Regions from separate parts of the Homo sapiens genome. Here region 1 is linked to region 2. The links are chromatin loops, found by intact Hi-C in ENCODE. Cell type or tissue: Caco-2. All regions are shown on one strand. Each heading gives the region's core, and the rest is flanking DNA. Links, peaks and the distances in the headings are about the cores only. Region 1 holds the start of LINC01290 (long intergenic non-protein coding RNA 1290). Region 2 has its middle 39 kb from the start of EMP2.

Region 1 (16,043 bases), core at 4,742-12,741, 97 kb before region 2:
GTGTGGTGTCTGGGCGTAGTGGCTCACGCCTGTAATCCCAGCACTTTGGGAGGCCGAGGGAGCAGATCACCTGAGGTCAGGAGTAGGAGACCAGCCTGGCCAACATGGTGAAACCCCGTCTCTACTAAAAATACAAAATTAGCTGGGGGTGTTGGCACCTGCCTGTAATCCCAGCTACTCAGGAGGCTGAGGCAGGAGAATCACTTGAACCTGGGAGGTGGAGGTTGCAGTGAGCCGAGATCACGCCATTGCACTCCAGCCTGGGCAAAAAGAGTGAAATTCTGTCTCAAAAATAAATAAATAAAATAAAAATGTGTGGCGCCCCCACCCTTGCTCCTGCCCTGGCCATGTGACATGCCTCCTTCCCCTTTGCCTTCCACCATGACTGTAAGCTTCCTGAGGCCTCCCCAGAAGCTGAGCACATGTCAGCATCATGCTTCCCATAAAGCCTGAAGAACCATGAGCCAATTAAACCTCCTTTTTTTTTTTTTTTTTTTTTTTTTGAGACAGAGTCTCTCTCTGTTGCCCAGGCTAGAGTGCAGTGGAGCAATGATGGCTCACTGCAACCTCCGCCTCCTGAGTTGAAGAGATTCTCCTACCTCAGCCTGCCGAGTAGCTGGGACTACAGGTGCCTGCCACCATACCTGGCTAGTTTTTGTATTTTTAGTAGAGACAGGGTTTCACCATATTGGTCAGGCTGGTCTCAAACTTCTGATCTTGTGATCTGCCTGCCTCAGCCTCCCAAAGTGGTGGGATTACAGGCGTCAGCCACCGTGCCCGGCCTTAAACCTCTTTTCTTTATAAATTACCCAGTCTCAGATGTTTCTTTTTTTCTTCTTTTTTTTTTTTATTTTGAGACAGAGTCAGCCTCTGTCACCCAGGGTGGAGTGCAGTGGTGTGATCTTGGCTCACTGCAACCCCCGCCTCCTGGGTTCAAACAATTCTCCTGTCTCAGCCTCCCAAGTAGCTGCGACTACAGGCGCCTGCCACCACACCTAGCTAATTTTTGTATTTTTGGTAGAGACGGGGTTTTGCCGTGTTGGCCAGGCTGGTCTTGAACTCCTGACCTTAAGTGATCCGCCCGCCTTGGCTTCGCAAAGTGCTGGGATTACACGTGTGAGCCACCGCGCCTGGCCTGTTATTATATTTTCAAGACACCTCTCAGGGCCACTGTGTTTATTGTGCTTAGAGAGGGAAAGAAGAGAACTGACAGGTAAGGAGGAAGCTCCGATGCTCTGGGTCATAACCACCTCCTAAACTGAGCTAATTGGCCTAGTTTACGGAATCAAGCATCCCACAAAGTATTCCCAATTGCAATCGCCAACGTCCCTCAATCCAAATCCCTGGAGAGCCTGTCAAAATGGCAGATCCCAGGGCCCCAGCCCTTGAGGTTCTGACTCAGCAAGTCTGGTGCGCAGCCCAGGAATCTGCAATCTCAAGATGTTCCCCATGGATTCTAAGGCAGAGCATCCATAAACCATTCTTTAAGCAACTATTTTCCCAGCCAGCAAATTATAAAGACTTTTTTCAAGTACAACGAGACAGAAAGCCAAGTGAAACTTAAAATTAGTTGACCTGCTGGCTAAATCTGCTAAGTGGGCACTTGCCCCATATCACCCTCTGGCTCTCTGCTTCCTCTGCCAGGGAACGAGCTCAGCAGATGAGGCTGGAGCATAGAGGGCGGAGTCGCCTGTCCTTTAGCAGGTGCTCTGGTTACTGGGTCAACTCACACATGGGGCAGGGAGGCGGAGCCTGCAAGTCCCACCTTGCCATTGAGTGGAGGCAACTGTTTTTTGTGTGTGAATATTCTTGTTTTGTTTTGTTTTGTTTTGTTTTGTTTTGTTTTGTTTTGAGACAGAGTCACTGTGTCACCCAGGCTGGAGTGCAGTGGTGCAATCTCGGCTCACTGCAAACTCTGCCTCCTGGTTTCAAGGGATTCTCCTGCCTCAGCCTCCGAGTAGCTGGGATTACAGGCGCCTGCCACCATATCTGGCTAATTTTTGTGTTTTTAGTAGAGATGGGGTTTCACCATCTTGGCCAGGCTGGTCTCGAACTCCTGACCTCTGGTGATTTGCCCGCCTCAGCCTCCCAAAGTGCCAGGATTACAGGTGTGAGCCACCATGCCTGGCCTGGAGGCAACTCTTGAGGTTGGGATGTCTGCAGTTCAGACTGAAGGCTCCTAATCCTGCTTGGAACTCCCAGCAACCTGCCTCACGTTCATCCCATAGGAAAACCTACAGGATAAGCCAGCAGCTGCTCCACGTGCTGACTGCACACCTTCCTGCTCTTCCCCGACTCCTCTCGTCTCCCGATGACAAGATCAGCCACCGCCTGCTCTAGATGACCCTTCTGATTCAGTCCTGCTGTTTGCAGCCTCCCCACTTTAGCGGCTTCAGCACTTCTCTAACCATGTTTCAGGTGACACTGTCTTTTTCTTTTCCTTCCTTCCTCCCTTCCTTCCTACCTCTCTTCCTCCCTCCCTCCCTCTCTTCCTTCCTCCCTTTCTTCCTTCCTTCCTCTCTTCATCCCTCCTTCCCTCCCTCCCTCCCTCTCTTCTTTCCTTCCATTTCTCCCTCCCTCCCTTGATTCCTCTCTCCCTCCCTCCCCCTTCCTTCCTTCCTCCTTCCCTCCCTCCCTCCCTTCCTTCCTTGAGATAGAGTCCCATTCTGTTGTCCAGTCTGGATGGAGTTCAGCGGCATGGTCTCAGCTCACTGCAGCCTCAAACTCCTGGGCTCAAGGGATCCCCTTGCCTCAGCCTTCTGAGTAGCTGGAACTACAAGTGCACACCACCACACTCAGCCAATTTTAAAACTTTTGTAGAGATGGGGCCTCCCTATGTTGCCCAGGCTGGTCTCGAACTCCTGGCCTCAAGCAACCCTCCCACCTCAGCCTCCCAAAGGCTCCCCTCGCTTCCCTCCCCTCCATTCCCTCCCTTCCCCTCCCCTCCCTCCTCTCCCTCCCCCTCCCCTCCCTCCTCTCCCTCCCCCCCTCCCCCTCCCCTCCCTCCTCTCCCTCCCCCTCCCCTCCCCTCCCTTCCCCTCCCTTCCCGTTCCCCTTCCCCTTCCCCTCCCTCCCCTCCCCTCCCTTACCTTCCCTTCCCCTTCCCCTCTCTTCCCTTCCCCTCTCTTCCCTTCCCCTTCCCCTTTCTTCCTTTCCCCTTCCCCTCCCCTCCCCTCCCTTCCCCTCCCCTCCCCTCCCTTCTCTTCCCCTTCCTTCCCCTTCTCTCCCCCTTCCTTCCCCTTCCTTCCTCTTCCTTCCCCTTCCTTCCCCTTCTCTTCCCCTTCTCTTCCCCTTCCTTCCCCTCCCCTCCCCTCCTCTCCCTTCTCTTCCCCTTCCTTCTCCTGCCCTCCCCTCCCTTCCCTTCCCTTCTCTTCCCCTCCCTTGTCCTCCCCTCCCCTCCCTTCCCCTTCCCTTCCCCCCCTTTTTTTTTTTGTTTTTTTCAGATGGAGTCTCACTCTGTCACCCAAGCTGGAGTGTAATGCCATGATCTCAGCTCACTGCAACCTCCGCCTCCCGGGTTAAAATGATTCCCCTGCCTCAGCCTCCAAGTAGCTGGGACTATAGGCACACGCCACCATGCCTGGCTAATTTTTTTGTATTTTTAGTAGAGACAGGGTTTTACCATGTCAGTTAGGCTGGTCTCATACTCCTGACCTCAAGTGATCTGCCTGCCTTGGCTCCCAAAGTGCTGGGATTGCAGGCCACCGCACCCAGCCTCCTTTCCTTTCTGAGACAGTGTCTTCCTCTCTTGCTGGAGTGCAGTGGCACAGTCACAGCTCACTTCAGCCTCAATCTCCTGGGCTCAAGCGATCCTCCCACCTCAGCCTGCTGAGTAGTTGGGGCGACAAGTGTGCCACCTCACCTAGCTAATTTTTAAAATTTTTTGTAGAGACAAGGTCACACTACATTGCCCAAGCTGGTCTTGAACTCCTGAGCTCAGGTAATCCTCCTACCTCAGTCCCGCAAAGTGCCAGGCTTACAAGCATAAGCCACCACATCTGGCTTGCCATCATTTCTTTCTGGATAGGACAATGGCAGACCACAGCAATTGAACTTCCCTTCCTGGCCAAAAAAATAAAAAATAAGCATAAAAAATCTGTGCTTTAAAGTAACCCTGTGCCAAGGTGAAGTAACACCTCTCTTCTCTTACATGTGTTCAAGACCCTGGTGAAATTAACTATTGTCCTTCTACAAACACAGAGAAGCCGTTTCTTCCTGGTTCCTCTGGTCTGTTTGTTTTAGCTGATGACAAATATTGAGCAAATGTGCCGTTTCAGCTTTGGGATGGGGAACATCCCGTGCTGTTCTCCTGTGTGTTCAGAGAGACAACAAGGGCCCTGGTGGGGGAGACTGTCATTGGCTTTCCTTCCAAATGGGTGTGAGCTACTCTAGGCCAACCACCTTCGCTGGCAATTTCCAACAGCCCCCAAGTAGCCCCACCATCATGGTTGCCAATCACCGTATTTCCTGGTGTATATAGGACCCAACAGCAGTGGCTCTCCCTTGGAGGCAATTTTGTCCCTACCCCTTGTAGAGGGCATTTGGCAATGTCTGGAGACATCTTTGGTTGTCACAGCAGTGGTGGGGGGTGGGGTGCACTGTTGACATCTAGTGGGTAGAGGCCAGGGATGCTGCCACACATCCTACAGTGTACGGGACAGTCCCCACCAATAATTCTGCAGCCCAAATGTCAATTGTACTGATGCTGCAAAACTCTGCCCTACAGGTATACAATATGGAGTTCTTACAAGAAAAACTTTACAAAGAAAGAAACTTTTGAAAGAAAACACTCACAGAGACTTTTCATAATACACCTATTTAAAATGAGTTCAAGGCTGGGTGCGGTAGCTCATGCCTGTAATCCCAGCACTTTGGGAGTCTGAGACAGGGGCATCACTTGAGCCCAGAAGTTCAAGACCAGCCTGGGCAACATGGCGAAATCCTGTCTCTACAAAAAATACAAAAATTAGCCCGGCGTCGTGGCATGTGCCTGTGATCCTCCCACCTACTCGGGAGCTGAGGTGGGAGGATCATTTGAGCCCAGGAGGCAAAGGTTGCAGTGAGCTGAGATCTCACTACTGCACTCCAGCTTGGGTGACAGAGCAGGACCCTGTCTCAAAAATAAATAATTAATGAATGAATAAAGAGTTCATAATAGGTTTGTACTGAAAATATATTCTTTTTCTCATGCAAGTATAGTCAATTCTACACTGACATTCCGTTGCAAACTGTAAATCTGTCTCAATGTAGTAATATACTACTAACAAAAGCACAAAAATCACATGGCTAATCCCATGGCTATATATTAATAAATTGAGATAAATGAAAGTAGGTACATAGCCATGTTCTAGCAGTAACAGATTTAATTCTAAATTAATCAGGATTTGTACACATCAGCTTTTATCAACTGCGTTGGGTTTGGCTAAGTTGGATGTGCAATTGGTATCTTTGCTTCAATGTTTTATTGCTATACCGTGTTGTCACATGCCACCACTAGGGGGTGGTAGTAGTACCCGCTCTTCCACTTTCTGGACGCTTGGCTTCCCCTGGCCATGAAGCAAATGCATTGGAAGCAGGAAATTTTTGAGATACATGTTTTGAGGGAGGAGTAGAGATTCATTCCACATCTTGACATGTAAAACACTTTGGGTCTGGGCGTGGTGGCTCATGCCTGTAATCCCAACATTTTGGGAGGCTGAGATGGGCAGATCATTTCAGGTCAGGTGTTTGAAACCACCCTGGCCAACATGGTGAAACCCCGTTTCTACTAAAAATACAAAAATTAGCTGGGGGTGGGTTGGGTGTGGTGGCTCACGCCTGTAATCTCAGCACTTTGGGAGGCCGAGGCAGCCAGATCATGAGGTCAGGAGTTCGAGACCAGCCTGACCAACTTTGTGAAACCCTGTCTCTACTAAAAATATGAAAATTAGCTGGAAGTGGTGGGGGGTGCCTATAATCTCAGCTACTCAGGAGGCTGAGGCAGGAGAATCGCTTGAACCTGGGAGGCAGAGGTTGCAGTGAGCCGAGATCACGCTGCTGCACTCCAGCCTAGGCGACAGTAAGACTCTGTCTCAAAAAAAAAAAAAAAAAAAAAAAAATTAGCTGGAGGTGATGGCACATGCCTGTAATCCCAGCTACTCAGGAGACTCAGGCAGGAGAATTGCTTGAACCTGGGAGGTGAAGGTTGCAATTAGCCAAGATCATGCCACTGCACTCCAGCCTGAGCGACAGAGTGAGGCTCCGTCTCAAAAAAAAAAAAAAACAGGAAACAAACTTTGCGAGACCAAGGTGGAAGATCGCTTGAGCCCAGGAATTCCAGATTGCCTGGGAAACATAGCAAGACCCTATCTCTACAAAAATAAAAATAAAAAATTAGCCTGGTGTGGTGGTGCACGCCCATGGTCCCTGCTACTTGGGAGGCTTAGATGGGAAGATTGCTTGAGCCCAGGAGGTTGAAGCTGCAGTGAGCTATGATTTTGTCACCGCACTCCAGCTTGGGTGACAGAGTGAGACCTTGTCTCAAAAAAAAAAAAAAAAAAAAGCTAAGTATGTAACAACAGTGCAGACTGTACATAATATAGCAAAGAATATGTAGGTGTGATATGGATGAATATAGTTTGAAATTAGCTGTGGGTAGACAGGGAACTGGGCTTCTGATAGGATTTAGTAGACATTTGATATTTTGTTTGCCCAACATCTGAACTTCCTTCCTACGTTGGGGAATTCCTTTCCTTCTGAGTCTTGGTGGGTTGCAGAACTAACCACCATGATGTAAACTGAAGATGGCTGCTCATCATTTCCCAGCCTTCCCTGCAGCCAGGACATGGTCATGTGATCCAGGCTTCACCAGTCAGAGGCACCATGCCAGGCTCCCAATCCACAGAAGGAGGGATAGCACAGGTGCAAATATTGGCTGCAAACCATACCATCTTGTGGTGATGGCGGTGGTTTTCTTTTTTTGTTTGTTTTTTGTTTTTTGAGACAGAGTCTCACTCTGCCATCAGGCTGGAGTACAGTAGTGCCATCTCAGCTCACTGCAACCTCCGCCTCCCGGGTTCAAGCGATTCTGTTGCCTCAGCTTCAAAAGTAGCTGGGAGTACAGGCGTGCACACCCATGTCCAGCTAATTTTTGTATTTTTAGTAGAGACGGGGTTTCACCATGTTGGCCAGGATGGTCTCGATCTCTTGACCTGGTGATCCGCCCACCTTGGTCTCCCAAAGTGCTGGGATTACAGGCGTGAGCCACTGTGCCCGGCCCTGACAGCAGTGGTTTTCTTACCAAATTGTTCTGTGGAACGATCTGAGGCAACTAGGGGGGATTTGGCACATGCTTTCAAGCCTGGGCACTACTAGCTTTCCCTTTAGTAAATTTCTTTTCTGTTTAAATCAGCCAGAGTCACTATTGCTTGCAACTAAGAACCTTGACTAATACTAAGTTTGGTAGCTTGTGTTAGTGCTGCAAGCAACAGACACTCTCACGTGGAATTAGCTGAATGGCAGTGTCAGGTCAGAGGGCAGTGGAGATACTGTTATTCAGGCTGGGAAGCTGTTACTCTTGTCACGCTATGGCAAAACATTTGGTTTGACAAACTTTTTCTGCAAAGAGCCAGATAGTAAATATTTCAGATTTTGTGGTCTAAATGGTCTCTATTGGAACTACCCAACTCTACTCTGGAAAGCGTCCATGAACACTATGTAAATGAGTGGGTGTGGCTGTGTCCCAATAAAATTTAATTTACAAAATCAGGTGGTGGGCTGGATGTGGCCCACAGGCCATAGTTGAAGCCTGGTTCAAACTGCCGCCTATTTTACACCAACCATGAACCTGTGGATGTTGTAGTATCAGGAGAAACTGTAGAAATATATCAGGATGTTGGCAAGTTCAACTTCTTAGAGCCTTCAGTAAGATCCAAAAAGAAAAAGTAAATCTTGGGTCAAACATGGTCCAATGGCAAAATGGAAGAAAATGCAGCTTTGCTAAGATTCCTTCTGCCTGAAGCCTGCAATCTACAGTGATGGAGAATCCAAAGATTTAGAGAGTTATAGAAATAGACAAGTCAAGTGCAAGACCAGGAGTTGACAAACTTTCTCTATGAAGTGCCGATAGTACATATTTCAGGCGTTGCAGGCCACGTGAGGTTTTTTTTTTTTTGAGACAGAGTTTCGCTCTTGTCACCCAGGCTGGAGTGCAGTGGCGCTATCTCGGCTCACTGCAACCTCTGCCTCCCAGGTTCAAGCAATTCTCCTGCCTCAGCCTCCCTACTAGCTGGGATTACAGGCGCCCGCCGCCACACCTGGCTAGTTTTTTGTATTTTTAGTAGAGATGGGATTTCATCATGTTGGCCAGGCTAGTCTCAAACTCCTGACCTCAGGTGATTCACCCACCTGGGCCTCCCAGAGTGCAGAGATTACAGGCATGAGCCACCACGCCCAGTCCAAATAAAGTCTGTTGTATATTCTTCTTTGCATTATTTTACAATTTTTTTTTTTTAAAGGCGGAGTGTTGCTCTGTTGCCCAGGCTGGAGTGCAGTGGTGTGATCTCAGCTCACTGCAACCTCCACCTCCCTGGTTCAAACGATTCTCCTGCCTCAGCCTCCCAAGTAGCTGGGATTACAGGCACCTGCCACCACACCTGACTAATTTTTGTATTTTTAGTAGAGATGAGGTTTCACCATGTTGGCCAGGCTGGTTTCAAACTCCTGACCTCAAGTGACCCACCCACCTCGGCCTCCCAAAATGCTGGGATTAGAGGTGTGGGCCACTTGCCCCGGCCTAAAACATTTTTTTCCTTTTTGATGAAACAGAGTCTCACTCTGTTGCCCAGGCTGGAGTACAGCAGCAAGATCACGGCTCACTGCAGCCTTCATCTCCCAAGCTCAAGCAATCTTCCTGTCTAAGCCTTTCAAGTAGCTGGGACCACAGGCCTGCGCCACCATTCACAGCATTTTTTTTTTTTTTTTTTTTTTTGGTAGAAACAGTGTCTTGCTATGTGGCCCAGGCTGGTCTCAAACTCCTGGGCTCAAGCGATCCTCCCGTCTCACTCTCCCAAAGTGCTGGGATTACTGGTATGAGTCACCGTGCCCAACTATTTTCACAACTTTTTAAGAACACAAATTCTCAGCTTGTAAACCATATAAAAGCAAATAATCTGCTAAGCCCTGCTATAAATGAAGGATCAATAGTGTGGCGGCAAAAAGCTAAGCAGAAGATAAGATGTATGGGATTCCAGCAAAAGATATGTTAGATCCTTTAGCATTTTTCATCAGACAGAGGGACAGGCATAGAGAGATAGCTCAGATTAGAAGGGCTTTGCAGGTATTGCCTCAAGGCTGCAGTAAAGCTCAGAGGCATGGGGCCAGGAATTCTGAGGCTCAAATTATTAGGCCCATCACATAAAAGCCATAGGCAGAACTACCTAGATAAGCCACTACTGGATTCCTGACTGTCAAAATCTCTGTGATAATAAATGTTTTGTGCTTTGAAAAAAAAACTTGAAGAAATTGGGTCGAGACAAGATCTTGCATGGCCAAAGGAACCCCATCTGTGACTGAGAAGAGCCTGTAACTATACAACGCTGAAAATTACCTCTGAGACACTAGGCCTCACACCCAGAGGAAGAAAGAAAGTTCCCGGTCAATGGACGCTTCATTTGGCCGGGCGCGGTGGCTCACGCCTGTAATCCTAGCACTTTGGGAGGCAGAGGCGGGCGGATCACGAGGTCAGGAGATCAAGACCATCCTGGCGAACACGTTGAAACACCATCTCCACTAAAAATACAAAAAAAAAAAAAATTAGCCAGGCGTGGTGGCGGCCGCCTGTAGTCCCAGCTACTCGGGAGGCTGAGGCAGGAGAATGGCGTGAACCCGGGGGGGCGGAGCTTGCAGTGAGCCGAGATCGCGGCACTGCACTCCAGCCTGGGAGACAGTGAGACTCCGTCTCAAAAAAAAGAAAGAAAGAAAGAAAGAAAGGGCCTGCTCCACACTACCCATCTTAAATCTGACCACAGGGGACAGTGGATGAGGGAGATGGTTCCACTAAGCAGGACCAAGAGCAACGGATTGAGCAGCCACCAATCTCCCTCCCGCCAGGGAAGGGGCTTCCTGCTATTTGTGACCAATAATGAACCTGTGGCCGCTGGACATTGGTTCTCTGCCTGTCCCTTTTCCAAGGGGACAATTCATGGTGACATCCTGTGCCTTTGTCTCCATTACATACTAGGGGCTTTTGAGAGGACATGATTGAACCTTTAGCCACCCATTACCAGGCCATAAGGAGCCCCAACTGGACCCGACTGAGATGCAGCACATCACCCATCGCCCTGGAGTGGGAGCTGGAAGTGGAAGCCGGTTGAGACCTCAGGTTAGATCCCTCTTGGGAAGGGGTTAGTTCGTTTCACGAATGTACAAGAATTTTTATTTCTTGAAGCAGAGTTTCTGTCACCAGGCTAGAGTGCAGCGGCGTCATCACAGCTCACTGCGGCCTGGACCTCCCAAGCTCAAGCGATTCTCCACCTCAGCCTCCTGAGAAGCTGGGACTACAGGAGCACACCACCATGCCTAGCTAATTTTGTAGTTTTTATAGAGATGGGGTCTCGCTGTGCTGCCCAGGCTGATCTCAGACTCCTGGCATCAAGTGATCCTTCCGCCTTCACTTCCCAAAGTGCTGGGATTACAGGCATCAGCCACTGCACCGCGACCCGCATGTTTGCATAATTTGATCTCACTCCTGACTCCAGCCAAGTACTGGGGCAATGATGAGTGAGTGTGTTACCCAAGACAGACCCATCAGAATCTAGCCCTGGAAACTTGAAACTGAGACTAATATTATCTAGATCAAGGCAGGGACTGAGTTCATTAAGGCGGCTCCCACTCCAGGGCGATGGGTGATGTGTTGTGATCTCAGTTGTGTCCAGCTGGGGCTCCTTATGGCCTGGTAATGGGTGGTAAAGGTTCAATCATGTCCTTCCAAAAGTTCATAGTATGTAATGGAGACAAAGGCACAGGATGTCACCATAACACCTAGCACAATGCTTGTACCATTACAGCTACGCAAATATTTGGTGAATGAATGAATGAGAGGCTGATTTCCTGAATGGAAGAAATATGAAATTGAGTGTTCTGGGGTGATCACCATCCCCCAGCCATATGGACAAAAAAAAAAATCCAATCTAGAAACACAAAGAAGGCAGACAGTAGCCTCTGAAGATTTTAGTTTGTAAACCCTGTGTGACAGTATGGAAATGAGTGTTCTCAAGATACAAAGATAGCTTTTGCTACCTTTGGCATTCCTTAGATAGAAGCTAAAGGGATCTGTCTGTCTCTCTCTCTCTCCTTCTCTGTCTGAATTTTTCAGTTTTCAGCAGAATATGTGGTAGAAGATAGTCTCATTCCATCATGACCTCATCCTTTAAAGCAGAGGTCTTTATTAAATACAAATGAAATGAAAGAACATGATCTAGTAACAATGAACAGGAAGGTTAAAAAACAAACAGGATCAGTCATTTGTGGGGATCCCTGAGAAGTGAAAATATGGGGCTGCTTGTTCAAATACGAAGAACTTTAAAGCCGGGCGCAGTGGCTCCCACCTGCAATCTCAATGCTTTTGGGAGCCAAGGTGGGAGGATCACATGAGCCCAGGAGTTCAAAACCAGCATAAGCAACAGACCCCCCGCCCCATAAAAGAATGAATGAATGGATGGATGAATGAACGGATACATACATTTTAGGAGCGTTCTTCTCCATGACTACGAAATATTTATTTCTTGTAAGAATGTTCTACTTTATGCCGGACACAGTGAGTGGCTCACACCTGCAATTCCAGCAGTTTGGCAGGCCGAGGCAGGAGGATCGCTTGAGGCCAGGAGTTCTAGACCAGTGTAGGCAACACAGCGAGACTCTGTCTCTACAAGAAATACATATAAAATAATTTAAAATGGCACTAGCAGATCATTCTCCCAAGCATGGGGGCCTTGGATGCATGGAAATGTGTGCGACTACCCAGGCTGCAGGGCTGCAAAGCTGGCCCCATTAAAGAAGCAGAGGGAGATTGTCCAGTGATAAATTGTCCATTTATCAGTTGCTTAGTGTAAAAACCATACATTATTATCTTGATGAGAAATCAGCTGACCCCCTGCCCCTCAAAATGGCAGCATTCTGCCCTAGATGTCATCACCGTTGGGAACATTAGAGTCTTGCTCTGGGCAATCTGGTTTTAAACTTTATTTTCCATGTACAGTTTCAGATTATACAAAACATAGAAAATGGACTATTTTAAAGGTACATTAAGTAGAAAGTTTCTAACTACCCTAAAGTCACAAACCAAGATTCAAAATGAACCTCTAGGCCTTGCCCTAACATTTCCCCAACACCACAAAATTGTCCAACTTGCTCTATTGTAAGTAACCTTTAAACTATTAGCGAGTTTAGTAACATCCCGCGAGGCAGATTTTAAACTACGATACAGTTTCTATCTAGGCCACTGTGTTTAGTGTGTTTACAAACAGGCTTGGAGTTCTAGGTTTCTTCATCATCAGTGAACACAGAGCGTCCTAGAGCGCCAGCCTGTTCATGAGGGGTGTCCACAAAAGCACGCAAACTATAGCAGAGTGTGTGGGAGTGAATAGGTCTCCGATGTTCCTGTATTCAGGTATATATATATACACATTCACACAGACCAACAAGTCAAGCATTCTCCAAACTCATTTGAACAGAGACCCAAAATAATTTTAATGCAAATAACAAAATGAGTTAGTCTGTCTCCATCACATAGCCCCTCAATGAAAGAATTACAGTACTTTATAAAAATGTCATAAAATGCGCAAACTACAGTTCCTTCAAATACAGTTGATGCTATCTTTGGTCCTAATATGTGCTTCTTGGATGTCTACTAATTTTGTTGTTGTTATTGTTCTTGAATAACTGGTAATAAGCACCAAGTGAGGGCTGATTCTATCTACAGGTAAGAAGCTTGGATGTTTTCTCCCTGATTTTGTCATTTCTTTCCAACTTCCCAAATGCATGTCATACAGCAGGGAAGAGGCATCTCTCATGTCTCAAAAAAGCTTAATGGCACAGGTGGATGTGGGCACTGAATGTTGTACAGCAGTGGCAACCAGCCGGGAAAATCCATAGGATCATTTCAGACCGCATTCAACACAGATACTCATGTAGCCCCGACGTTTCTTGTGAAGGGAATTGATGTATTGCTTGAGGGGGTCGATCTCTGGTTCTAAGGTGTTTTGTTTGTTTCCATCGTGACTACCAGAAAATTATAGAAGGCCAGACGCAGTGGCTCATGCCTGTAATCCCAGCACTTTGGAAGGCTGAGGTGGGCGGATCACCTGAGGTTGGGAGTTCGAAACCAGCCTGACCAACATGGAGAAACCCCATCTCTACTAAAAATACAAAAATTAGCTGGGCATGGTGGGACATGCCTGTAATCCCAGCTACTCGGGAGGCTGAGGCAGGAGAATCACTTGAACCCAGGAGGCAGAGGTTGCGGTGAGCCAAGATGGTGCCACTGCACTCCAGCCTGGGCAACAAGAGCAAAACTCAGTCTCAAAAAAAAAAAAAAAAAAGAAAAAGAAAAAAGAAAATTATAGAAAAGCCACCAAGGTAGAAAGTTTCAAGGGAACTTAAGATTCAACTTCCTCCATGAGCTTGGGTAGCATCCTGTTAACCCTAGGGGTGTAAGCCACATTCTTGCCCACAATATGACTAGTGAGAGTATCTCATGGAGGCAGGAGGTGACATTTGTCCTGTCTCTGGCCCCAGGTCACCCTGTACTGCATTGGTGGCTTCTCCATAGGGAGGGGGTCCTATCTCATAGACTCCAAACTTCATGATGGCAGGGAGGATATCTGGATTTGCTCACCCCTGTATTTTCAGAGCCTCACACAGTGCCTGGAACATGGTAAACATTTAATACTATCTGTCAAAAACAAATGAATGAAAGAGCAGATGGAAAGAGCCAATCCTGCATTGAAGAGATATCCATGGTGGCCCTAAAACTACTCAAACCAGATGTCTCTTCAGCTCCACTGGAACTGAGCTGATGGCAAACCACCACTCCACTCAGCAGAAGGTCAAGTGCAAAAGTATTTAAATAGCACGAGGTCCCACACCCCATCCCAGGACAGCCCCCAGCATCCTGCTCCAACATAAGCAGAAAAAGACAATGAGGTGCAAAGAGCTTATCTCCTGGGATGGTTCCTGGGTGGTCTGCATTGCCACACAGCATCATGCTTTGATCCTGAAGGACAAGGCCCCAAAAGCCCTATTTCTCAGCACAGTCTTAAAATCACCTGGAAATCATTCACCCAGACCCTCTGAATCAGCCTGTCCCAAGCAGCACGGGAACCCCTAAAGCTTGAAAACTCCAGCTCTATGGGACCCTCTCACCGCATTTACTGTCGGGACCATGGGCCCCTCCACAGACATGTTTTCTGGGTGTTACACAGACAGGTACTGCCCAATAACTGTCATCTGCACGAACTGAATGGAGCTATATTTAGACTGATCTAAATACCTAAATGCCTCCAGGAGCATTTAATAATAGGCACGCGTAAAGCAGCCTCCCTACCATGCCACAGGCCTCGATTTTGAATCGTTTTATTTTTGAGACGGAGTCTCAGACTGTCGCCTGGGCTGGAGTGCAGTGGTGAATCTCGGCTCACTGCGACCTCCGCCTCCCAGTTTCAAGCGATTCTCCTGCCTCAGCCTCCTAAGTAGCTGGGATTACAGGCACCTGCCACCACACCGGGCTAATTTTGTTGTATTTTCGGTAGAGACGGGGTTTCACCATGTTGGCCAGGCTGGTCTTGAACTCCTGACCTTGTGATCCACCTGCCTCAGCCTCCCAAAGTGCTGGGATTACAGGTGTGAGCCACCGCACCCAGCTGATTTTGAATTCTTAGTGGTGTTCTTTGCAGCCTCCATCACAGTGTGTAATTAGTTTCTTTTCTTTTTTTTCTTTTTTTGAGATGGAGTCTCACTCTGTCACCCAGGCTGGAGTGCAGTGGCACGGTCTCGGCTCACTGCAACCTCCACCTCCCATTTCAAGTGATTCTCCTGCCTCAGCCACCTGATAGCTGGGATTACAGGCATGCACCACCACGCCCAGCTCATTTTTGTATTTTTAGTAGAGACAGGTTTTACCATTTTGGCCAGGCTGGTCTTGAACTCCTGACCTCAGGTGATCCACCCGCCTCAGCCTCCCAAAGTGCTGGGATTACAAGCATGAGCCACTGTACCCAGCCAGTTTTTCTAATTAAGTTTTAATCTGTCTCCTCCACTAGGCCATGAGCCCTAGGAGGAGATTGTCTCTAGAGGGTATCCCCTGTGCCTGGCACATGCATGCAAGTTATGATTTATGTTGATGAATGAATGAATGAATGAATGAATGAATGAATGAATGAATGGTGGATGGGTCCTCTGAGGCTCTAGAAATAGGGGTGAGAGGCCAGCCAGGTGTAGCATGAAGGGCTGGACAAGAAGGGAGAGGCCTTCTGGGATAAGATGGGAAGGAGGCTGTACCCCACACCCTGAAGGTGTCTATGAGTTCACATGGCTCAGGAATGGAGTTTTGGGGCCCTAGATGTAGACAGCTGTGGCGATGGAGGCCAAGGTTTTGGCCTGCTGTGGGGGTTGCATTCACCTCCCCATCTCCACATGACGATACCCCAGCATTTACGAGGCAGCTCTGCTGACCTGGCCCAGGCACCGTGGTCCCCAACTTCAACGCATCTGAAGCGTTGCCCAGGGAGCGCGTTAGAAATGCAGATTCCCTGGCCCCATCCCTTGAAGACTCTGATTCTGTAGGTCTGGGGTGAGGGGGGGGGCGCTGTAGGTTTTGCCTAAAGACGAGTCTAAATCTGGCACGCAGGTTAAGGATGACCATTCCTAAGGCAAGCAGGTGACACTGTCGGCAAATTGAGGTGAGACTTTTTCTGACCCACCCCGATACCGGAGGGATGGCTGGGCTCTGGTTTGGATACAGACAGAATGCCAGGGACTACACCTGCTTCTCACTTGGAACTTGGGTG
Region 2 (16,043 bases), core at 6,411-14,410:
TAACCAGTTGTTCTATTTTGTGAATAATCCATTCTTTCCCCACTCATTTACAATGCCATTTAAAATATCAGTTTTAGGGCTGGGCATGGTGGCTCACTCCTGTAATCCCAGTACTTTGGGAGGCCGAGGTGGGCAGATCACCTGAGGTCAGGAGTTCGAGACCAGCCTGGCCAACATGGTGAAACCCCATCTCTACTAAAAATACAATAATTAGTCAGGCATGGCAGCGTGCACCTGTAGTCCCAGCTACTTGGGAGGCTGAGGCAGGAGAATCGCTTGAGCCCCAGGAGGCAGAGGTTGCAGTGAGCCAAAATTGTGTCATTGCACTCCAGCCTGGGTGAGAGAGCCAGACTCCATCTTAAACAAACAAACAAACAAACAACAATTAATTAATTAAAAAATAAATAAATAAAAATAAAAAATCATCTTTAGGGTCTACGTTCTCTTTGTCAGCAGAGAAGCAAGACTCTAGCAGCTCCAGGGTTGCATCTGATCAGCTCAACAAACTCAGCAAAAGGAGATTTCCTCTTCTCTAATGGTCTCAGCAAAAGAGTCCTAGGACTGACTCCCACTGGACAGCCTAGACCAACATAGAACCAATGGGAGAAGAGAATCTGCTGATTGGCCACGTCTGATCCCCCGTCTCCCTCAGGAGCAGAGGGGAAGAATCACTTGAGAAAGGCGGAAGCGTAGATACTCAAGGGGAAATGAGGATGCTGTCGACAGAAAGAACAGATGCTGTTCAATCAAAATGCTGCCTACCACAATGCAGCTGCCCTCTTAGCCTGACACTGGGTGCCCCACAGCCCCAGCTCTGTAGGCATCTGGGGAGTCCAGATTGCCTCTGCCCTATCTAGGCTTCCCTCTCAAAGATCAGCTAGATTTGTGTCTGCCCCAAAAATGCAGATCTGAGGCTGGGCATGGTGGCTCACACCTGTAATCCCAGCACTTTGAGAGGCCAAGGTGGGCAGATCACTGGAGGTCAGGAGTTTGAGATCAGCCTGGCCAACGTGGCAAAACCCCATCTCCACTAAAAACACGAAAATTAGCCGGGTATGGTGACGTGTGCCTTTAATCCCAGCTACTCAGGAGGCTGAGGCAGGAGAATTGTTTGAACCCAGGGTTGCAGGTTGCAGTGAGCCAAGATTGTGCCACTGCACTCCAGCCTGGGCGACAGAGTGAGACTCTGTTTCAAAAAAAAAAAGAAAAAGAAAAAGAAAAAAAAGAAAAGAAAAAAGAAATTCAGGTCGGATTCCAGATGCCTTTTCAGGGGGATCCCACTAGCCTAGAAAATCAGCCCAGCGAGGTTGGGTAGGACACTCATGCCCGCTCCTGCCCCAGGACCTTGTCCACATTGCTTCTCTCTGCCAAAAAGAGCAGAGTTCAGGAAGGCCAGGAGGAAGGAAGGATGCCAGCAGCATGTGGATGCTGTTTACAAACAGAAAGTGATTCCTTTCTGCCCATCTCCAGGAGCGGTGCTGCCTTGCTCAGCTACTGCAGGGAGGGTCCCTGGAATGCCCCTTCTGGCCTCTTGCCAAAGACCCACAGCCAATCCCTGGGTCACCAGGGGACAGCCTGAGAATCCAGAGATCAGACTTTCTAGAGAAGGGTTTGCAGGCCAGACTGCAGACCCAGAGTGTTGACCTGAGAGAACAGATGGCTATGTTTCTACACGGGGATGCCCCAGCCCTTGATGCCTCATGCCACAAGGTGGGCACGGTGAGCCCCTCCCTCTCACTCTTGAGCCCTCAGGACATCAGGATGTGATTTGGGAGGAGTCAGTGGATGAGGTCAGAACCCCAATTTTTTTGGTTGAGCCCTCAGGACCTCAGGATGTGATTTGGGAGGAGTCAGTGGATGAGGTCAGAACCTCAATTTTTTTGGTTGCCCCCTCCATCTCCATCAGCCCCTACAAAGGCCCCATAATAATAATATGCTAAGCAGAACAATACTAAGTGAAAACGCCATAGAAAATGGAAATTAAAACTCTCTTTAGGCCAGGTGCAGTGGCTCATGCCTGTAATCCCAGCACTTTGGGACGCCGAGGTGGGCAGATCACGTGAGGTGAGGAGTTTGAGACCAGCCTGGCCAACTTGGTGAAACACCATACCTACAATAATAATAATAATAATAATAATAATAATAATAATAATTAGCTGGGTATGGTGGCAGGTGTCTGTAATCCCAGCTACTCAGGAGGCTGAGGCAGGAAAATTGCTTGAACCTGGGAGGTGGAGGTTGCAGTGAGCAGAGACTGCGCCACTGCGCTCCAGCCTGGGTGACAGAGTGAGACTCTGCCTCAAAATAAAAACGGCAGAGGAATAAAAACTCTCTTTAGTAAAGTTTGCTGTGTTGGAAGACAGGTAGCACTTCAACTAAACAAAAGCAGGCTGCTTGCCTGCAGTGTGAGGGATGCCTGAGTTCAAAGCTTAGCCCTGCCACTCGCTGACTGTGACCCAGTGACTTGCAGAAACTTCCTGTGGCTCCATAGACCCCTGTGACATGAGGCTGAGGACTGTCTCTACCTTGTAAGATTGTTGTGAGGATTCAAGACATGAGTAACTGCAGTAAACCAACAATAACAGGAACAATGTGTTAGGTGGTTATGGTTGATGACAGCGTTTGCAGAAGTGAAATGAATGGCAGCAACATTATAAAGGAGGGGAGGGAGGAATTGCAGATACTCAGTGAAGCCCTAGAGCGTTATTTGAAAGTGAACTCAGGGGCTAGGTGCGGTGGCTCATACCTGTAATCCCAGCACTTTGGGAGGCTGAGGCAGGAGGATCACTTGAGGTCAGGAGTTCAAGACCAGCCTGGCCAACAGGGTAAAACCCAGTTTCTACTAAAATTACAAAAATTAGCTGGGTGTGGTGGCGAGCACCTGTAATCCTGCTACTCCTCCTGCGGGAGGCTGAGGTGGGAGGATCACTTGAACCCCAGAGGCAGAGGTTGCAGTGAGCTGAGATTGTGCCACTGCACTCCAGCCTGGAAAAAAAAAAAAAAAAACCCACAAAACAAAACAAACAAGAAAGTGGACTCAGATTACTTGTAAATGTATATTACAAAACCTCTAGGTCAACCACCAAAAAGTTGCTTAAAAGAAGTATAATTGATATGCTAAGAAAGGAGAGAATATGGAATCACATAAAACACTCAAAACCAGAGAAGGTAGAAAAAGAGAAGATTTTTTAAAAGTAAAAACAAGTGTACTGAATGCAAAGTAGTTACAAATGTGGTAGGTATTAATCCAACTACATCAACAATCACTTTAAATGTGAATGGTCTAAATACACCAATTAAAGACAGAGACCTCAGAATGGATTAGAAAAATCAAGACCTAACTATGTGTTGTCCACAAGAAACCCACTTTAAATACAAACAGGAGTGCTAGCAGAGGGTGAAGGGTGGTGGAGCCAAACTGCCCAGGATTTATTGGGCCACTTCTTTAACTCCTTTCCTCCTTCCTTCTTTCCTTCTTTCCTTCTTTCCTTCCTTCCTTCCTTCCCTCCTTCCTTCCTTCCTCCTTCCATCCCTCCCTCCCTCCTTCCCTCCCTTCCTTCCTTCCTCCCTCCCTTCCTCCCTTCCTCTCTTTCTTTCTTTTTTTGAGGCAGTGTCTTGCTTTGTCACCCAAGGCTGGAGTGCAGCAGTGCAATCACAGCTCACTGCAACCTTGGCCTCCTGGGCTCAAGCAGTCGTTCTGCCTCAGCCTCCTAAGTAGCTGAGACTACAGGTGCACAGGTGCACGCCATCATGCCTGGATAATTTTTTGATTTTTTGTAGAGACAGGGTCTCACTCTGCTGTCCAGGCTGGTCTCAAACTCCTGGACTCGAGTAATCCTCCCATCTCAGTCTCCCAAAGTGCTGAGATTACAGGCATGAAACACCACACCTGGCCACTTCTTTAGTTTTAATAAGCCTCAGTTTCCTTTTCTATAAAATCGGAATAGTAGTAGTTCTGATGAAAAATAGTATAATTGATATGCTAAGGAAGGAGATTAAATGGGCTAACTCATATAAAGCATTTATTTATTTGAGAAGGAATCTCACTCTGTTGCCCAGGCTGGAGTGCAGTGGCACAATCTCGGCTCACTGCAACCTCCACCTCCTGGATTCAAGCGATTCTCCTGCCTCAGCCTCAGAGTAGCTGGGATTATGGGCACCCACCACCACATCTGGCTAATTTTTGTATTTTTAGTAGAGATGGGGTTTTTCACCATGTTGGCCAAGCTGGTCTCTAACTCTTGACCTCAAGTATCTGCCCCCCTCAGCCTCCCATAGTGCTGGGATTACAGGTTTGAGCCACCGCAGCTGGCCCCACATAAAGCATTTAGAAGAGTGACTGGTACCTAATAAGTGCTATAAGAATATGCTGCTTTTGTTATTGTTATCATTATTATCCAAGTGCAGCTTCAGAATAAATTGCCTAGATCTCACTCCTAATGAGCCTTTTACTTCAAAGCTTCTCCTAAATAGGAATTTTAGAGCCACTAATTTTTCCTTGAGGTTTTGTTTTGTTTTTTAAGACGGAGTCTCACTCTGTCACCCAGGTGGGAGTGCAGTGGCGCGATCTCGACTCACTGCAACCTCCAACTCCCGGGTTCAAGTGATTCTCCTGTCTCAGCCTCCCAAGTAGCTGGGACAACAGGTGCATGCCACCACGCCCAGCTAACTTTTGTATTGTTAGTGGAGACAGGGTTTTACCATATCGGTCAGTCTGGTTTCGAACTCCTGACCTCAGGTGATCCACCTGCCTTGACCTCCCAAAGTGCTGGGATTACTGGTGTGAGCCACTGCACCCGGCCCCTTGTGTTTTAAGACCAGGATCGGCTACATAATTTTCAGGGCTCAGCGCAAAATGAAAACACAGAGTTCCTTGTTCAATATTACAAGGAATTTTAAGATGGCACTTCTGTGTGATTGTACAGGTGAATGTCCATGAAGCCAGCCGTAAATAAGACCATAGATTAAGAGAGCAAAGTCAGAATCCAAGATGCCACCTACCCAGTCTGTTCCACCCTACCTGAGTCAGGAGGGCTGTGACCTCCTGGCTGTGAACACATCTCACCTCTCTGCCCCCAGGGAATCCCAGCCAAGGCGCACATTTTGAGAAAAAAAAAAAAAAAAAGAACTTCAGCAAATGCTCTGTGGAGCCCTAATGCTCGCTGTCTTGTGAAATCCTGGATCCAGGATTTCCGGGGAGCTGGGGGCTCCTTTCTGGGCCCCATGTGAGCTGGAGGCCAGTCTTCAAGAAAGGAAGGGCAGAGCTCAGACTGCTTCTGTGAAATGCACTCAGGAGTGGGCTGAGGATTTTTGATTTCCCGGGACGCCTGCTCCAGGGAGCCCGCAGCAGCAGGAGCGAGTCCTGGCCTGTCCAACGCTCTCACCCTTCACCCTCAAGTCACCCAGTTGGCCACACTCTCCTGGGGGGGGCGGAGGTGGAGGTTGGCAGAGTCTTCAGAGCCTTTTATTAAAACTTTTTGGGTGCTTTGTTCACGAGGCCTGGCAAAGTCCAGGGCTCTGGCTTACCCTGGTCTCTCCCTGTCCTGCCCCAAAGGTCACCACTGAGAATCCCAGTCCCTTGTCCTTTGGGGCACTCTCAGAGCTGCCCCTCTGGGGAGGGGGAGCCGATGGGCACAGGCCTCCTGTTAGCGGCAACCTCCGCCTGGGGTGCCTGGCCACACAGGCGATTCCCAGAGAGTGTGGGCGGCAGACAAACAAGCGTTCAGTGTCAGCACAGCCCACCCAGCTCTGAAATGCCTCCTTTCTGTCTCCCGGGGGTGGGGCCTGACAGTAACCCCTGGGCCCAGTGACAGCAGGGGCCACCCACTCCCTAGCGCCCCTACCTCCCACTCCTCCTACTTTGCAGATTCAGCCCTCCCCTCCCATCAAGGGGCAGGGACAAGGCCAGCTCTGCAGGGTGTGGGCCAGTTGGTTTTTGATCTCAAAGATACTGTTCATCCCAGCCTGGGCAGGGCACTGGGAAAGCCTGTGGCTCCTCCCGCCCTCTCTTTCCATTTCCTGCCCCCTCAGGCGCCCTGCCAAGCTAGAAATCCTGAAATGCAGGCTGCAGCCTCTTGTGGGTGCTGGCCTGGCTGCAGGGTAGGAAGCCAAGAGGCAGGAGAGCTGGGGAAAGAGGCTGGCTCCTTCTGCTACCCCCAGTCCCTCCTCCCTTCACCCCTACACTCTCACAGCAGATGGAGGAGCCCCACCACCACACCTGACCTCCAGAGCAGAGGCGATGTTCACAGAACCTGAAATTAACAAATACAGACGGAGAGGGGCTCCGATGGAGAGATTGGCAGGGAGAGAGGAGCTGTTTGAAATCCAGGACATACCGTGGTGAAAGGAATACTTCAATTCCAAGTTTAACACTTGGAGGAACTGGAAGGGGAGGGAAAAGAGAGGAAAGCGGTGCATGGCAGGATCTGGAGAGGGAGAGGGAGCAAGGGAGCAGGTGCAGCTACTAGAATGCATGACCTGAAGTGCAAAATGCTCAAAGCAGTTGCCTAGCAATATCCCGATGCCCAAAAGGCACATCTTCATTGCTGTCATTGTTACCCTGTCCTGTCTGGGTCATCAGTTCCCCAACAGGTGTAACCGATTCTCTGCCTCCACCTGACTTTGGGGAGAGATGCCCTCCCAGCAGGAGGTGGGTCCAGCTACATCAGGGTGGGTACTTGTGTCCTCTTCCCATACTCGCCTCAATCCTGGACCCCATTTGGGTTTTATTAACATCCTGTTCACTCTCTCTCAGCTCTGATTCCCAGCGCCCACATCATCCACCTTGGCATTCTTCTTGTGGGCTAGTCTTGCGTAGGCCGGGTAAGAAGTACAGTATGCTCAGAATTGAATCACAGTTAGTTACTGTGACTAATTTCATTCATTCTATAGCCATCCATCCACTTAATAAAAATGTCTTGAGCCAGATCCCATGCCAGACACTGTGCTGGAGGTGGGGTTGCAACGATAAAGAAATGGTGGTGCCCACTTCCTGGCGCTTAGAACCTAGGGTAGGGGCGTCCCTCTGCTGCCAGCCCGTGGTGGTGGTTCAACATCACCCATCTCCCTCTCTCCGAGCTTCTGACTCTAGGGATAGGAAAGGGTCAAGCAATCTGTATTTTTAAAACATATATATTTCACATGACTCTATTTTCAAGGCAGTTTGGGAAACTACATTCTAAGGAAAGGAAATCTACTGGACTGGGGAAAAAAAGAAGCTGACAGGACCCATCAGCGAGATCCAGTAAGGCTTTCCTGGGAAACTGACTGACAGCTGTGACCTCAAGCACAAGGCTGTGAACTGGGGGAAGAAGGGAGGGACACGGACCAATGTTCAGGGAGGAGGGAACAGCACGCGCGAAGACCCTGATGTGGGAAAGTGCAGCTCGGGGGTAATGGGGAGCTGGAGAAGTGGCAGTGAGTTGAAGCCGCAGATGGGGTGTCCTAGGAGCCCTGGGGAGCCCTGGGAGGGTTTTGTGCAAGAGGCCTGCTGTGATCGTTGTTTTGAAAAGGTTTCTCATTCAGCAGATGCCTGTACTGAGCCATACAGGCCCCGTGACAGGTTCTGGCAGAATCAGGCTTCTCTCCCAATTCCCTCTTCCTATCGGGCCCTGGCTAGCCCGGCTTCTGCAGGCCTTGGCAGAGGGAGGAGGGGAAGCCCAAGTGGCCTGGAGGCCCCAGCTCCGCTCCTCTCCTTGTCTTGGCAGACAGAAAGCTGTAGACTGGGTTTTGGCATCTCCCACCGGCTGTGTCTGCCTCAGCATCCCCCCAGACCCAGCGGTGGGTGGGCACCCCCTAGGGAACCTGTTGGTCCTACTGCCAAAAACCCCTTTGCTCTCCAGAAGGTGATGTCAGGTCTACCCCCCATCCCCCGACACACATTCCACCCACCTCCTCCAGCCCAGAAGGGGTCACCTGCCAAGACGCTAACTGATGGGCCGCAGGGAGCTCAGAGGAGCAGGCATGCGGCTCCTCGGGCAGAGTCCTCATCCCTGCACCTGACTCAGCCCCGCGCTCCTACCACCACCTCATATGCTCCAAAGTCTTGAGGAGGAAACGGGGAGCAGGGGGATCCCCAGCGGCTTCTCAATCCCGCAGAAGCTGGTGGGTAGGACGCAGTGGCAGTGGGGGGAGCAGGTGGGCAGTGCCCACGGTGGGCTGGGCTGGGTTGGAACAGAGCTGGCCAGATGCCCGAGGTCTGCGCAGGGGTGTGACGGGTGTGGTGCGCGTCAAAGGGCGGGGCTGCAGTGGCTTCATTTGCATGCAACCGTCATGGCGCCGCCCCTGACGCCTACCATAATTCTTGATCTGCGATCTCCCCACCTCCGCAGCAGCCAGACTTTCCCCCACCCAGCCTCGTTATCTCCTCTTTTATTAGATTTAATGCTCCTAAACCAAATTGCTGGAATCCAGGGAAGACAGATGGGGGTTAGGGACAGAATGAACCCTGCCCTGCAAACTGATGATACTGCTCCCTATTCCATTTCTGGAAAAAAATCAAGTCCACTGGGATTTCTGAGAAACCAGTATGGAGAGGTGCGACAGGGAGGGTGTCATATCCCAACAGCGTGTTCTGCATCCTTCCATTCCAAAGGTCATTTACTCTCTTCCCCAGCTTCCTGGGGTCCTCAATCTCTCTCCTCATCCTTCTCTTATTCCAGAGGCAGCGGTGAGTGAGAAGCCCCCTTCACCCAGCAGGCACCACTGTCTTGCTAAATCTGAGTGCAAGTCAGCGAGTCCTAGGTGGGCAAGGCCCCTGCAGGGTCTCCCACCTGCCAGGTAGCTCTCCGTTTTGAAGCAGGGTGTCCCTAACAGCTCCTAGGCCAGCAGGACCAGCTAGTGAGAGCCTGCTGTGTGCCAGTCTCTGTGGCCCCGACCTCATATACATTCAAATAACCCTTGCTAAGTAAGCCCTTATGAGTAGAGACTATTGTCATTGGCCCCATTTTACAGATGAGAAAACCAAGGCTTGGAGCGTGTGAGTGAGTGGCAGAGGCACCCACAGGGGGAGCTGAAGAACTCGGATTTAAATCCAGGCAGAGGGGCTTCAGACTAAGAGTGGGTGCTTTAAACTCAAGCGCTGACCCATAAAAAGGGTGAAAAGCTGTCATCTGTGCTGGGACAGACATAGGGTGACAGGATGCAAAAGCACAGAGCACCCTTAAGAGGTGACAGGGGCCTGAGTCGGGACTAAGGTGAGCCAAGGGAGGCGTAAAATGTGATGAGGTCCATGGGTTTGTGCCAATGCAGACCCTATAGTTGAAGGGCCATGAGAGCAGGTCCTCCTTATGTGTATATAGATTGATTTATTACATAAATTTTCAAGATATTTTCCAAATTTTTAATCACTAAGTTTTCTTGTATCTAATGGAAATTTCCATGCAGAAATTTCCTTAGAAAGGTTCAAGAATAAGGTTGGAGGAAGGAAGAGAATGGGCTGCACCAGCCATAACTGACCCTTTCTCTTTCTTAAAAAATCAAGGTGAAGGCCGGGCGCGGTGGCTCACGCCTGGAATCCCAGCACTTTGGGAGGCCGAGGCAGGCAGATCACGAGGCCAAGAAGTTCGAGACCAGTCTGACTAACATGGTGAAACCCCGTCTCTACCAAAAATACAAAAATTAGCTGGGCATGGTGGCGGGCGCCTGTAATCAGGAGGCTGAGGCAGGGGAATCGCTTGAACCTGGGAGGCGGAGGTTGCAGTGAGCTGAGATCGCACCACTGCACTCCAGCCTGGGCGACAGAGAGAGACTCTGTCTCAACAAAAAACAAACAAACAAACAAAAAAATCAAGATGAAATAGAAACTATTTTAAAGCATTCAGGAGTATTCACAGTGAATTCACAATGTTCATCAGCTCTATCTAGTTCTAAAACATTTTCATTGCCAACCGGAGACCATGTACCCTTGGGCAGTTGCTCCCCAGTGCCTTCCCCCAGATAATCAAGAGTGAAGTGAGGCCAGGCATCATGGCTCACACCTGTAATCCCAGCACTTCGGGAGGCTCTTTAGGAGGATCGCTTGAGGCCAGGAGTTGCAGACCAGCTTAGGCAACACAGTGAGACCGTGTCTCTACAAGAAATAAACAAAATTAGTTGGATAGGGTGGTGTGTGCCTGTAGCCCTGTAGTCCCAGCTACTCTGGAGGCTGAGAGCAGGGAATTGCTTGAATCCAGGAGTTGGAGGCTGCAGTGAGCCATGATCACACCACTGCACTCTAGCCTGGGTGACACAGTGAGACCCTGTCTGGGAAAAAAAAAAAAAAAAAAAAAAAGGCCAGGCTCAGTGGCTCACACCTGTAATCCCAGCACTTTGGGAGTCCGAGGCAGGTGGATCACTTGATCTCAGGAGTTCAAAGACCAGCCTAGGCAACATGGTGAAACCCTGTCTCTACAAAGAATACAAAAATTAGCCGGGTGTGGTAGCATGGGCCTGTAGTCCCAGATACTTGGGAGGCTGAGGCATGAGAATGGCTTGAACCTGGGAGGCAGAGGTTGCAGTGAGCTGAGATCACGCCACTACACTCCAGCCTGGGGGACACAGTAAAACCCTGTCTCAAAAAATAAAAATAAAGTAAGAAAAGAAAAAAAAAAAAAACTTGAAGTGACCCAAAGTGAAGACTTCTTAGATTTTGCACTCCCAGTGTCCTGCCTGCCTTGCCTCGCCCTGGTCCTCCCTGATCTGCCGTTCAGTTCGTGGATAAGGACAGCCTCTTATCTGCTCTCAGCTCCTAAAGGCAGCCCCTTATCAGGAGAGGAGGCCCACACCCCTGGGGAAGGCAGGTCTCTCTCATTCACACCCTCAGCTGATGGGTCTCCCTTATCTTCCGAGACCACCAACAACCCAGGGCCCAGCAGGGGCGGCTGCAGACACCCACTCCCAGCACACACACACACACACTGCCAGGTGCTGACCTACCAGGCATGGGGCCTGGGCCAGCAGCCCCTCGGATATCCCCAACTCAGGCTGTCCAGGGTTCTGCGGCCCATGGGTGCCCACACCCGTGCCTGCCCCCGGAGGAGCGCCAGGAATCCCAAGCAGCCTTGCTGGGTGGGGGTGGGGAGGGAGGGGCCAGCTGTCTCGGAGACACAGAGAATTCCACCGGGGAGCTAGTCTGGGGTCACATGGGATGGGAGAAGGTGCGGCAAGAGGCTTATAGCCCAGCCCCCTGTGCCATATGGAGACCAAGAATGTTCTGCATGTGGAATAAGACTCCATATCGCCCCTTAGGAATTTTAATTGTGTGCTTTAAACCTGTCTCCCATTCCTGCTCCGCCCCCCACCCCTCACCCTGGGAGCAGGGACACTTGTTTAGAGTGCCTTGGGAATCACAGGAGCCAACAGCCAGGACTTTGTGTGACAGTGACGCACTGACATTTCTGGACCAGGCAAAAAATGCAGCCGCCTCCCTCCCAGGCAGTGCCTTGTCACTGACACTGGCTGGGAGTAGAGAAGCGGGGGCAGAAGCACCAGTGGGGGGCCACCTGGGTGGTGGGTGCATAAGCGCTGAAGGCCAGGGCCAACCCATCCTAGCTGTGTAACTGTGGGCAAGGGACCTAGACTCGCTGTGCCTCAGTTTCCTTATCTGTAAAGCGGGGTTGAGCACGGGGATTAGATAGAGCACTTGGCGTCTATCTCCCAAGCATTCAAGCTGTTAGCACCAGTTGTTGTTGTTGTTTTGTTTGTTGTTGTTTTAGAAATAGGGTCTTGCTCAGTCTTCCAGGCTGGAGTGCAGTGGCACCAACCTGGCTCATTGCAGCCTTGAACTCCTGGACTCAAGTGATTCTCCTGCCTCAGCCTCCCAACTAACTGGGACCACAGGTGCACACCACCGTGCCCAGTGAATTTTTTTTGTAGAGATGGGGTCTTGCTATGTTGTCCAGGCTGGTCTCGAAGTCCTGGCCTCAAGCAATCCTCCCACCTTGGCCTACAATTGTTATTGTTATCATTACTCTCTTCTCCAGAGAATGGAGACACGTTTAATCAAATCAGCCCCTCTGAGAGCAAGACTGTGGGGTCCTCTGCTCTTTTAGATGCCCCTGTGGGGCTTGGCCTTTGCCTGACCCTTTTTGGTCTGTGGGTCCACCCTAAACAATAGTTTTTTCTTTATTTGGGAAGCTGTGGTCAGTAGTAGTTCAGACCCTGGATTCTCATAAGTGGACTTAAATCCTGTATCAGTCATTTATTATTTGCAAATCCTCACTTAGGGGGACCATTATATAGATAAGGAGACTGTGTGGCTATGGGTAAGTTTCTTAACCTCTCTGTGCCTTAATTTCCATTTCCATGTTTCAGGGCTCAGTGATAATTAAAATGAGATGGTACTTTTAAAATTGCCTGGCACAGAGCAAATCCTCAATAAATATGAGCTGTTATTCTTAATATATTACTGAATACCCCTTAGATATGGGAGGTATTAGTCCTATCATCCAAACTTAGTCCTCACAGTCACCCATGAATGGGAGAAATGAATATTGGCCCCCTCTGACAGATAGGGAAACTGAGATCAGTGACTCAGTGACTTTCCCAGGGCAACACAGCTAGTGAGGAGTGGAGTCAAATTAGATCTAGTTGTTAAGTTCTGCTCATGCCAGGATCAGTGGCTAGCACCTGACATCCCAGTGCTTTGGGAGACTGAGGCGGGAGGATCTCTTGAGGCCAGGAGTTCAAGAGGAGCTTACGCAACATGGCAAAACCCTGTCTCAAGAACAAAGAAAGGAAGGAAGGAAGGAAGGAAAGAAGGAAGGGAGGGAGGGAGGGTTCTGCTCTTGACCATGGTGTCATCCCACCACCTCTTTTAAATAATGACAGAAGAGGAGAGATTAAGACAGAAGGAGGCCACCTAATCTCTCTCCACATGAGATTAGGTGGCCTCCTTCTTTATATTTTCAGGATTTGTCAAAGAAAATCTATAACAACAGAAGGCCAGTATCAATTCAATAATGTATTGGTTGAACCCAATGGCATCCACGAACATTTCAATAATAGCTTAAAACGTGTTGGAGATCTATTATTTTTTTCTACCCATATTTTGGTGCTCAGATGGGCTCAAGCATTCTGTCCCAATAATGCTGAGGTTTTCCTAGACATCCTCACGGTGGGGGAACCATTATATACAGACAAGGTGACTGAGGCTCACTGAAGTGCAGGGACCTTCCCAACTCAAGTGCCTGACTTCAAACTTGATTTTTCCTGAAAGATCACTGGCCCCCGTCTGCCCAAATGTAGCTGCATCTGGTGGTGTATAGGCCCTGTGACTCCTCGTAGCACCTGTAAGCGCCTGGGGGGGTCACAGTCCAAGTTGACTCATCTGCATTCCCCACTGTACCTGTTGCCCACGTTGCCCAGGAGACATAATAGGTGCTTACCTCAGATGGTAACAGAAGAGAAGGCGAGCAGTGGCCAATTTCAGGAAAGATTAGGAAGGTAGTATGCACCTGACTTGCTGATGAATTAAATGTGGGGTGTGGGAGAAAGAGAGGAATCAAGGATGAGTTCAAGGTTGAGGATCGGCTGGTGGGGCATTTACTGAGGGAGGAACAGAGCGTGGCCTGGAGCTGGGCGAGTAAAGCTAGAAATGTCGTCAGGAGCTGAGTTCAGGAGCCTGGATTTAGAAGCCAGAAGTTTGGGAGTCAGTGGGGGGATGAATGGGATTAAAAGGAGGGGAAGGCACGCTGGGCTCATGCCTGTAATCCCAGCACTTTAGGAGGCCGGGGTGGGCAGATCGCCTGAGATCAGGAGTTCGAGACCAGCCTGGCCAACATGGTGAAACCCTGTCTCTGCTAAAAAATACAAAAAATTAGCTTGGCACAGTGGTGTGCGCCTGCAGTTCCAGCTACTCGGGAGGCTGAGGCAGGAGAATCGCTTGAACCCAGGGAGGCAAAGGTTGCAGTGAGCCGAGATTATGCCATTGCACTCCAGCCTGGGTGACAAGAATGAAACTCCATCTCAAAAAAGAAGAAAAAAAAAAAAAAAAGAGGGGAAGGAGTGAAATCCCCTACAGAAGAGGTATATTAAGAAACAGAGGCCTGGCTGGGTGCAGTGGCTCATGGCTGTAATCTAGCATTTTGGGAGGCCGAGGCAAGCGGATCTTGAGGTCAAGAGATCGAGACCATCCTGGCTAACACAGTGAAACCCTGTCTCTACTAAAAATACAAAAAGTTAGTCAGGCGTGGTGGCGGGCACCTGTAGTCCCAGCTACTTGGGAGGCTGAGGCAGGAGAAATGCTTGAACCTAGGAGGCGGAGGTTGCAGTGAGCCAAGATCGCACCATTGCACTGCAGCCTGGCTGGAGTGCAACAATTCTATGTCATTTAGTGGACTCACAATGTTGTGCAACCAACTCTCTCTAGTTCCAAAACATCTTCATCACTCCAAAGGAAAACCCTGCACACACTAAGCAGTCACGCCCATTACCTTCTCCCAGCAATCACATCTATTTCTTTGGATTTGCCTATTCTGGACATTTCATATAAATGGAATCATACACTATGTGGGATTTGTGTCTGACTTTTTTCACTTAGCATCCTGTTTTCAAGGTTCATCCACGTTGTACCATGGATCAGTGCTTCATTCCGTTTTATGGCTGAATCAGACTCCGTTGTACGGATTCAGCACATTTCGTTTTCCCATCCATCCACGGATAGACATTTGGGTCATTCCACCCTTTGACTAATGTGATCAGTGCTGCTCTGAACATTCGTGTATGAGTATTTGAGGATCGTTTTCACTTCTCTTGGGTAAACATCTAGGAGTGAAATTGCTGAGTCATAGGGCAGTTTTATGTGTAACTACTTTTTGAGGAGTGCAGTGGCATAATCTTGCCTCACTGAAACCTCCGTCTCCCAGGTTCAAGCAATTCTCCCACCTTAGCCTCCCCAGTAGCTGGGATTACAGGTTTGCACCAACACACCTGGCAAATTTTTGGATTTTTAGTAGAGATGTGGTTTCCCCACCTTGGCCAGGGTGGTCTAGAACTCCTGGCCTCAAGTGATCCACCCACCTCGGCCTCCCAAAGTGCTGGGATTACAGGCATGAGCCACCGCACCTGGCCTCCCATAGCTATTTCTCTCTTTTTTTTTTTTTTTTTTTTAAGACGGAGTTTCGCTCTGTTGCCCAGGCTGGAGTGCAATGGCACAATCTCGGCTCACTGCAAGCTTTGCCTCCCAGGTTCACTCCATTCTCCTGCCTCAGCCTCCCAAGTAACTGGGACTACAGACACCTGCCACCACACCCGGCTAATATTTTGTATTTTTAGTACAGATGGGGTTTCACCGTGTTAGCCAGGATGGTCTCGATCTCCTGACCTCGTGATCCGCCCACCTCGGCCTCCCAAACTGCTGGGATTACAGGCGTGAGCCACCACACCTGGCCTCCCATAGGTATTTCTAAAACACTCCAACAGCCAGACACAGTGGCTCATGCCTGTAGTCCCAGCACTTTGGGAGGCAGAGATGGGTGGATCGCCTGAGGTCAGGAGTTTGAGATCAGCCTGGTCAACATGGTGAAAACCTATCTCTCTACTAAAAATACAAAAATTAGCCAGGCGTGGTGGCAGGTGCATGTCATCCCAGCTAGTGAGGCAGGGAAACCGCTTGAACCCCGGAGGTGGAGGTTGCAGTGAGCCAAGATTGCACCATTGCACTCCAGCCTGGGTGACAGAGCAAAACTCCATCTCAAATAAATAAATAAATACTCCATCTACCAAGGCTGGCATTCAAATCTAGAACTTCTGATTGCAAATCCTGGTTATTTTTGTTTTTGTTTTTTTCTCTGCCCCACACTGCTGACAGTCCCCTGCACCTCGGACTACCCTCATTCCATAGATGAGGACCACAGGTTAGAAGCTTGTTCGAGGCCACACAGCTCCTAAGTGACAGAGCTGGGCTCTAGACTTTGAGCTGCCAAGTCTAATCTTAAAACACCATGGTTTACACTGTGCCCCTAAGGTGACAAGCAGGTGATAGAGAGAGAGAGAGAAAAGAAAGGAAAGAAAGAAAGAGAAAGAAAGAAAAAGAAAGCAAGAAAAGAAAGAAAAAGAAAGAAAGA

The links. A loop is a pair of places that touch in the nucleus more often than their neighbours do. Peaks named below come from ENCODE experiments on the same cell type or tissue, not always from the same donor. Only the 100,000 strongest peaks of a DNase experiment are listed, where the experiment ranks them.
Region 1: it touches region 2 in a loop (7-fold over the local background); 5 of 110 quality-filtered maps call a loop at or near these places.

What each region holds. Positions count from the first base shown.
Region 1 is chr16:10,516,373-10,532,415 of GRCh38, forward strand. EMP2 (epithelial membrane protein 2) reads right to left here. Exons shown (of 5, transcript NM_001424.6): 5 at 12,050-16,043. LINC01290 (long intergenic non-protein coding RNA 1290) reads right to left here and starts at 11,826. Exons shown (of 2, transcript NR_149081.1): 1 at 11,720-11,826. In Caco-2, for the core only: a CTCF peak has its summit at 5,547 (motif pointing right); DNase peaks (open chromatin) are centred at 5,529, 9,079 and 9,339.
Region 2 is chr16:10,611,408-10,627,450 of GRCh38, forward strand. No RefSeq gene overlaps it. Among named protein-coding and RNA genes, the nearest start is that of EMP2, 39 kb to the left of the region's middle. RefSeq lists enhancers at 9,841-10,542, 14,605-14,899. In Caco-2, for the core only: no CTCF peak of the experiment used is centred there; DNase peaks (open chromatin) are centred at 10,344, 10,744, 11,194 and 13,314; H3K4me3 peaks cover 368 bases.